Regions from separate parts of the Homo sapiens genome. Here region 2 is linked to region 1. The links are chromatin contacts, found by Hi-C in ENCODE. All regions are on one chromosome and are shown on one strand. The core of a region is the stretch at or near the end of the contact, and the rest is flanking DNA. Distances in the headings are between cores, read along the strand shown.

The links. Hi-C counts contacts between places; a loop is a spot of excess contacts on that map. Pooled maps may share reads with other maps.
Region 2: a pooled map shows a loop between it and region 1 (14-fold over the local background). The contact joins two enhancer-like sites. A Hi-C loop is called at or near these places in 2 of 37 single-sample maps with no recorded cell type and 9 of 50 pooled maps.

The regions. Positions count from the first base shown.
Region 1 is chr1:199,170,609-199,174,485 of GRCh38, forward strand. All of the region lies in intron 3 of LINC02789 (long intergenic non-protein coding RNA 2789), which reads left to right. All of the region lies in intron 1 of LOC107985243 (a long non-coding RNA gene), which reads right to left. Among named protein-coding and RNA genes, the nearest start is that of LINC02789, 24 kb to the left of the region's middle. RefSeq lists an enhancer at 2,938-2,987. Within about 2 kb of position 1,848, at least 4 of the 41 ENCODE cell types and tissues checked have a DNase peak (open chromatin) inside an H3K27ac peak, as active enhancers do.
Region 2 is chr1:198,600,361-198,604,237 of GRCh38, forward strand. No RefSeq gene overlaps it. Among named protein-coding and RNA genes, the nearest start is that of PTPRC, 37 kb to the right of the region's middle. Within about 2 kb of position 2,236, at least 2 of the 41 ENCODE cell types and tissues checked have a DNase peak (open chromatin) inside an H3K27ac peak, as active enhancers do.

The sequences.
Region 1 (3,877 bases), core at 598-3,097:
AGTGAGCCAAGATCACGACACTACACTCCAGCCTATGTGAGACTGCAAGACTCTGTCTCAAAAAAAAAAATATATATATATACATACCATGTATTGGACAAAGGTAGATCATAAGCAAAGTGATTTGGAATAAGCAAATATTTATTAAGTGTCTTTTCCATGAGAGTCAATATATTAGGCGTCAGACAAACTAAGGCACTGACAAAGAAAGGACGGCATAGCTGAGAAGGCTATAGCTGAAGCAAGACTAGCAGGATCTGGGTAGCTACTGGAGATGGAGGTAAAAAGAATCAGATGACTCAGAGGTTCTCATATTAGTAACTGGGAAAAGGATCATGCCATTGGCATAAACATAAAACCAGGAGGACAAGCAGGTTTGAATTCTGTTCTGAAAGTGAAGAGTAGAAGATGTCAGAAGGGCAGCCAGCAGGCCTTGGAAATCAGGCTCTGAGCTTGGGAGTGAGGTCAAGAGTAGCAATTCACACTCGACACTTATACCCAGAGCAGTGTCATTTGAAGCTGTGAAGATGTGATCACTAAGGGAAGAGAGAACTGGAAGATAAGGCCAAAGTCAGAACATTTGGGAGCCCCTATACTAAAGGGGACAAGAGGAATAACAAAAAGTGAAAAAGAAAAAATATAAAGGTCATATCAGAAACATTTTTATAGGAGATATCTTAGCATACCCCTTCAGAACTCTTTTCCTCAGACTTACACAAACCAAATTGGATTCAATAAACCAATTTTAACAGATATGTTAAACACATGATATATACCAATTAAACATTCTGTAATTATTAAATAATAAAATATGTTTATGTAAATCTAACACATATCTTTATGACAAATAATAGGTGCTTTCCCCGATAGTTTTCTTAGGTCATTGTTTAATTACCTTTCACTGTTTCTTGGAATATGATGCCAGCTTATTTTCATTATCATCACTGGAAAATTTGGGAAAGTAGGAAAAAAAGAAAAAATCTATCTTACTATTTAATAGTTTGTGATACAATATATTAATAATTGAACGATAATTTTACTGTTACTCCAAGTAATCCTAGAATCTGATAGACAGGAAATCAGGGAAGTAAAATAACTCAAATATGCTTTAAAGACATGTTAAGTAACTTTTCCCCTTTCCTGCTTATATTTGTGCCAAATAAGTAAAACCAATATAATTGGAGAAGAATGGGAGGTGATGCTGCATTTATTAATAGAATGGTCACCAGCATGACTCCTCCAATGACTGAAATAATAAAATATATCACAAAAATTGAAAGGGAATACAAATTCTAACAAGATTGGTATAAATTTTGCATTAAGAGCCTCAGAGGTCAAGGATGAGGGCTTCAGAAAAGATTTTTCATTTTTTAAATATAAAAAGTCTTGTAAATCTTCAACAATCATATTCTTTAGATTTGAAGGTAGAAGTCAGATAAGTCCAGTCCATAGGATTCAGCAGCGTATAGAGATAGAGCAAGGAGAGAAAGATTGTCTGGACTTGTCTCTTATGAGGAGCAGCACTGCAATAAAGGGAATAACTAGGGATTTTAACTTAATGAGGTGACAGGATTGAGAAATGTTTTTTCTTTCTTTTTTTTTTTTTAACATTGCAATTTTCAAAGTGTTTGTTGATTTAATGTCTGACAAGGGATGGAGCAAATGTGATAATGAGAGTGATATCCACAGAGAATTACATGCCCTCCTTTATTTCTCCCAGCCTCCCTGAGGTTAGGTTTGAGCCACATGACTAGTTCTAGCCAATGGACTGTAAGTGCAAATGATGTGTGTCAATTCAAGAGTGGATTTTCCAAGATCTCTTTTCCACACGAGGGCAAATTTGAAGTCTCATGTTGCTATGGTTGAATCACAAAGTGGAAAGCCCCTGGATTCCCAAGCTACCAGACATATTACCTATCTATTGCTGTGTAACAAACTACTCCCAAACAGATGTTTATCATCTTACAGATTTTGTGGGTTAAGAACCGTAGCATAGTTTACCTAGGGGCCTGTGGCTCAAATTCTTGCATAAGGTTACTGCAAAGCTGTTTTCTGGGACTCTAGTCTCCTCCGAAGGCTCAACTGTGGTGAGGGAGTACCTACCTCCAAGCTCACTTAGGTTTGCTGGCAGGCCTTGGTCCCTTGCAACCAGTACCTCTCTACAGGATTCCCTTCTAACACAGCAGGTGACTTTCCTTGAAGTAAGTGATTCAGGAGAAAGTGTGAAAGTGTTCTCAAGATGAAAACCACAGTCATTTTATAACCTACTACTGGAAGTGCAACCTATTATTTCTGAGTATTTAATCATTAGCAGTGAGTCAATAAGTCCAGTCCATATCCAAGAATACAAGATGAGTCAAGGAGATATAGAGGGGATGAATACAAGGAGTCAGGGATGACTGTAGGGCCATCCTTAAGGCTACCCCAACACACCAAATGAAGGAGAATACCCACTAACGGAACTTTGCAGGAGTACAAACAAAATCTTTTGTTTTATGCTATAGAGATTTTTGAGGTTGTTCTTTTAGTATAGCCTCATCTCTCATGACTAATAAAAGCTCTAGTAGGAGACAGAATGGAATTGAACCATAAAAAGCTAACCATAAAAGTAGATGAAGATGATAGGGCATAATAAAACATCAAAAATGTATTCAAATAGTATGTTCATAACAGACTTCAAAAAACAATTTGGTATAGTACTTTAGACATGACTATGTGTACCTTTCATTTTTAAGCCTATTCTTATATGATTTCAAATACCATTAGTACTCCTAAATGATGTCAGTGTGATAGAATCTTTTTTTGTGGTGATTATCTAAGGCTGCCTGTATGCATGACTGTTAAAACATGCCTAGAGACTTTACAAACAGATGGTTCTTTGGATCTTCCCACAGACTGTCAGCATGAAAGTGCAACTAACAGCTTTCTGTGATCTTCTATACCTCTACTTCCTCCTTTTAGTTACCAAAATTGATTTTAATTTTTTTCTCACACCTCAAGTTTAGATAATCTAAAGTAGGTCACTCTGTAGCATCTAAAACACTCCCAGTAGCTCTGTTCAGAGTGTGAAGTCAGACACTTTTAAAGCATTCAAAGTGAAAGCCAGCACTGGGAAGAGAAACATAAAATGTGTTCAAGTGGTTCTCTAACAAAACAAGATACAATCTAGTTCCTTTAATACAGTAAAATATGATAATAATTTTCAATGTTATTTCCATAAAGCTTGGGATAGACATTGGGTCTTGTCATGACAAAAAGTCTTAGCATTGTCCTCTTGTTGGTTAGCTCCTTTCCTGCTCCTTTCATATTTGCAAGTGCTGGGACATGAGCTCAGTTTCCAAAAGACCTACCAAAGAGGTATATTGGGTTGAATGGTGTCTCCCCAGAATTTACTAGAACCTGTGTGAATTTACCCTTTATGGAAATAGGCTCTTTGTAGATGTAACCAAGTTAATACGAGGGCATGCTGGATTCGGGTGGGCCCTAAATACAATACGAATGATGTCCTTACAAATAGAAAAATGCTGACGCAGAAACACAGATACAGAGGGAAGGAGCCAGAGATTGGAGTGATATATCTATAATCCAAAAAATGCCAAGGATTGCCATCAACTATCAAAAGGTAGGAGAGAGACATGGGGCAGGTTCTCCCTCAGAGCCTCCAAAGGGAACTAACACTGATAACACCTTAACTGCAGACTTCTAGACTCCAGGACTGAGAGAATACATTTCTATTGTTTTAAGCCACCCAGTTTATGTTAACTTGTTTCAGCAGCCCTAGAAAACTGATACAAGAGGAGAGGAAGAGACTCATGCTTGGGCAAGTGTGGCCACCCTGCCTCACCCTAGTACTAAACTCAGTCCCAGCCTCTGCTCT
Region 2 (3,877 bases), core at 986-3,485, 570 kb before region 1:
GATTACACTTTGAACTTGGACTTTTGAGTTAATGCTGGAATTAGTTTAGACTTTCAGGGACTGTTAGGAAGGCATGATTGTGTTTTGAATTGTGAGAAGGACATCAGATTGGGAAGGGACCAGGGGAGGAATGATGTGGTTTTGCTCTGTGTCCCATCCCCAAATCTCATGTTGAATTGTAATTCCCGACATTGGGGGAGGGACCTGGTGGGAGGTGATTGGATCACAGGGTAGGATTTCACTCATGCTGTTCTCTGATAATGAGTCAGTTCTCACGAGATCTGATGGCTTAAAGTGTGTGGAACATCTCCCTTCACTCTGTCTCTGTCCTGCCACCATGTGAAGAAGGTATTTGCTTCACTTTTACCCTCCACCATAATTGTAAGTTTCTTGAGGCTTCCCAGTCATGCTTCCTGTTAAGCCTGAAGAACTGTGTAAGCTCCTTTTCTTTGTAATTACCCAGTCTCAGGTAGTATTTTACAGCTGTGTGAGAATGGACTCCATGTGGGCTCCAACTCCACATTTCCCCTCATTGCTGCCCTAGTAGAGGTTCTCTATGAAGGCCCCTCCACTGCATCAGACTTCTGCCTGGACACCCAGGTGTTTCCATACATCCCCTGAAATTTAGGAGGAGGTTCTCAAACCTCAATTCCTGCCTTCTGCGCAACTGTAGGCCAAACACCACTTGGGGCTTGCATCCTCTGAAGCAATGGCCCTGGGCCTGGCCCACAAAACCATTTTTTCCTCCTAGCCATGGGCCTGTAATGGGAGGGGCTGCTGAGAAGGTTTCTGAAATGCCCTGAGACATTTTTCCCATTGTCTTTGCTATTAACATTTGACTCCTCTTTACTTATGCAAATTTCTGCAGCTGGCTTGAATTTTTCCCAAAACATGGGTTTTTCTTTTCTACTGCATGGCCAGGCTGCAAATTTTCTAAACTTCTATGCTCTGCTTCTCTTTTAAATATAAGTTCAAGATTCAGATAATCTATGTTCATGCATATGAGCATATATTTTAGAAACAGCCAGGTCACATCTTGAATGCTTTGCTGCTTAGAAATTTCTCCCGCCAGATACCCTAAATCATCTCTCTCAGGTTCAAAGTTCCACAGATCTCTAGTGCAGAGGCAAATGACACCAGTCTGTTTGCTTAAAGGATAGCAAGAGTGACCTTTACTCCAGTTCCCAGTATGTTCTTCATCTCCATTTGAGAACACCTCAGCTTGGACTTCATTGTCCATATCACTATTGGCATTTTGGTCAAAACCATTCAACAAGTCTCTAGGAAGTTCTAAACTTTCCCACATATTCCTATCTTCTGAGCTTTCAAAACTTTTCTAACTTCTGCCTATTACCCAGTTCCAAAGTCAGTTGCACATTTTCAGGTATCTTTATAGCAATACCCCACCCTTCTGTTACCAATTTTCTGTATTAGTGTGTCCTCACACTGCTATAAAGAACTACCTGAGACTGGGTAATTTATGAAGAAAAAAGGTTTAATTGACTCATAGTTCTTCAGGCTTAACAAGAAGCATGAATGGGAAGCCTCAGGAAACTTACAATCATGGCAGAAGGTGAAGGGGAAGCAAACACTTTATTCACATGGTGGCAGGAGAGAGAGAGTGAGCAAAAGTGGAAGTCCCACACACTTTTAAACCATCAGATCTTGTGAGAATTCACTTGCTATCATGAGAACAGCATGGGGGAAATCCAGCCCCTGTGAGTCAATCATCTCCCAAGAGGTTCTTCCCCCAACTTTGGGAATTACAATTCAACATGAGATTTGGGTGGGGGCAGAGCCAAACCACATCAATATTTATTGCCTTCTTAACAAGATGTCTGGAGTAGGATATTTCAGTTTTGATTTATCAGAATTCTGGGTGAATATTTAGTGATTTATAGGACTTCTTAACACTGCTACCCAGAAATGACACCTCACTTGCATTCCCATTTTATTGGTCCAAGCAACTATGATGACAAGACTATTCAGGCATGAGGAGAGACAGCCAAATCACATTATTAAACCAAGTTGTGGCTCATGGCTCACATGTCAGAGAACACAAGGAGAAAGTGAAGCGACATCTACAGTAGAGCAAGGGAAAGACTAGGGAGAACAGGATAAGGGAGAGAGTGAGGAAAGAGCGAGACAAGAGGTGGTATATCTGACTCTCTTCTTTTATCAGATAAGAAACATCTTTCTAGGAACACATGCAGCAGAAGCATGCTTTCACTCACTTCTTGTTGGCAATAACAAGTCTACCTGGCACTCCCTAGCTATAAGGGAAGTTGAAAAAGGAAGTATCTGACTTTTTAAAAATTTGTTGTGAAAAGAGAGAGGAGTTAGGGAACCCCCATTAGATAATTTAGTCAACTATGACTTCCATATTCCTCCCACTCAATGGTAAATGATTAAAAAGTAGTTTAGTAGGTCAGCCCCAGAATTCACTTCATTACCCAGCTTCATCATCAAAACTATACTTTAATTCAAAATTCAAAATATTATGTCATCCAGTTTATCAAGAAGCCCATATAGTTTTGATATTTTCTTTTGATTTCTGTATGAATTTGTCATGAAACTTTTAATTTCTTTACAAACAGGTTTCTGATTTTGAACCTTTCCACCTTCAAATTTCACCCTCACCCTCATCACCCTCTTCAAATTCAAAGCCTCAAGTCTTGTCAATCTTACCTCAAAACTATATCTGGATCCTGTTGATTTTTCTCCATCTCTTTCTTTCCATTCTTTTTTCCAAGCATCAAGCATCATTAATTTTCATTTTGACCAATGCGCTAGCTCCCTGGCTGATATCCTTACATCAGTTCTTGGATCTCCATAGTACATGCATCATATTATGCAAAGTTTTTAAAGGAGAGCTTTTAAAAATGTAAGTCAGATTAATTTTTTTTTGAAAAATAGCAAAAAAAAAGGAATAAAAATGTAAGTTAGATTTTGTAACTCCTTGCTTAAAACTTTTGATAATCTTCCCATTGTGCAACTCCTAAACTCCTTAGGGTGGACCACACCCCACTGAGAATTACTTGAGTAAAGGGACTGTAACTGTTTTGCTAACATCATACATATAGCAAAAGGAAAATAGGACAGTGCCTGTTATTTATATGTATGCGTGTGTGTAAGTGTGTGCATGCATAGGTGTGCAGGTGTGTGTGTTACATGAAAAAATAAATGATAGAATTGTAATTATTATTATAGTTTCTATAAGATTTATAGTAGAAACTCTTTAAACAAGCTCCTCACTTTTACCAAAGGCCGCTTTCATATACAATTGGATAATGTGATCATCTAGCCAAGGAGGTAAAATAATATTGATTAAAGCCATGTAAATACTGAGATAATGTATATAAATATGTAAATACCTAACAGACTATTATCAATTCTGTAATTTTATAGGACCCTCCTACATTAAGCATTGAAATTTTGTCTAAAAATATTAGTTGGATCCACCATTTCACCAATTTGAAACGATACTTGAAGGCTATTCTTTTAACATTTGACTACATAAAGCTAATAAAATATCTAGTGATGAAAAAAGAAACTGCTATATGAAATAATATATCTGGTTTACTCTACAGATACACCTAAGTATGAAGACATAAATATGATCTAGAAGTAACATAAAATATTAACGATGTTTTTGTATTAGTTTCCATTTATTCTCACTAGATGATTAACGAGACTTTTAGTCAGAAGCAACTAATGGATTTTTGTTGTTGTTGTTCCTGACCCTGTATGATGCTCTTCTTTTGACATTTCCTTTTTCATCTTTTGTGTCTTACTCTGATCTATAACCCATGCTAAGCCAAAATAATCCACGTGGATGGTAATTTACCTCAAAATTGATGCACTAATTGGAGATAAT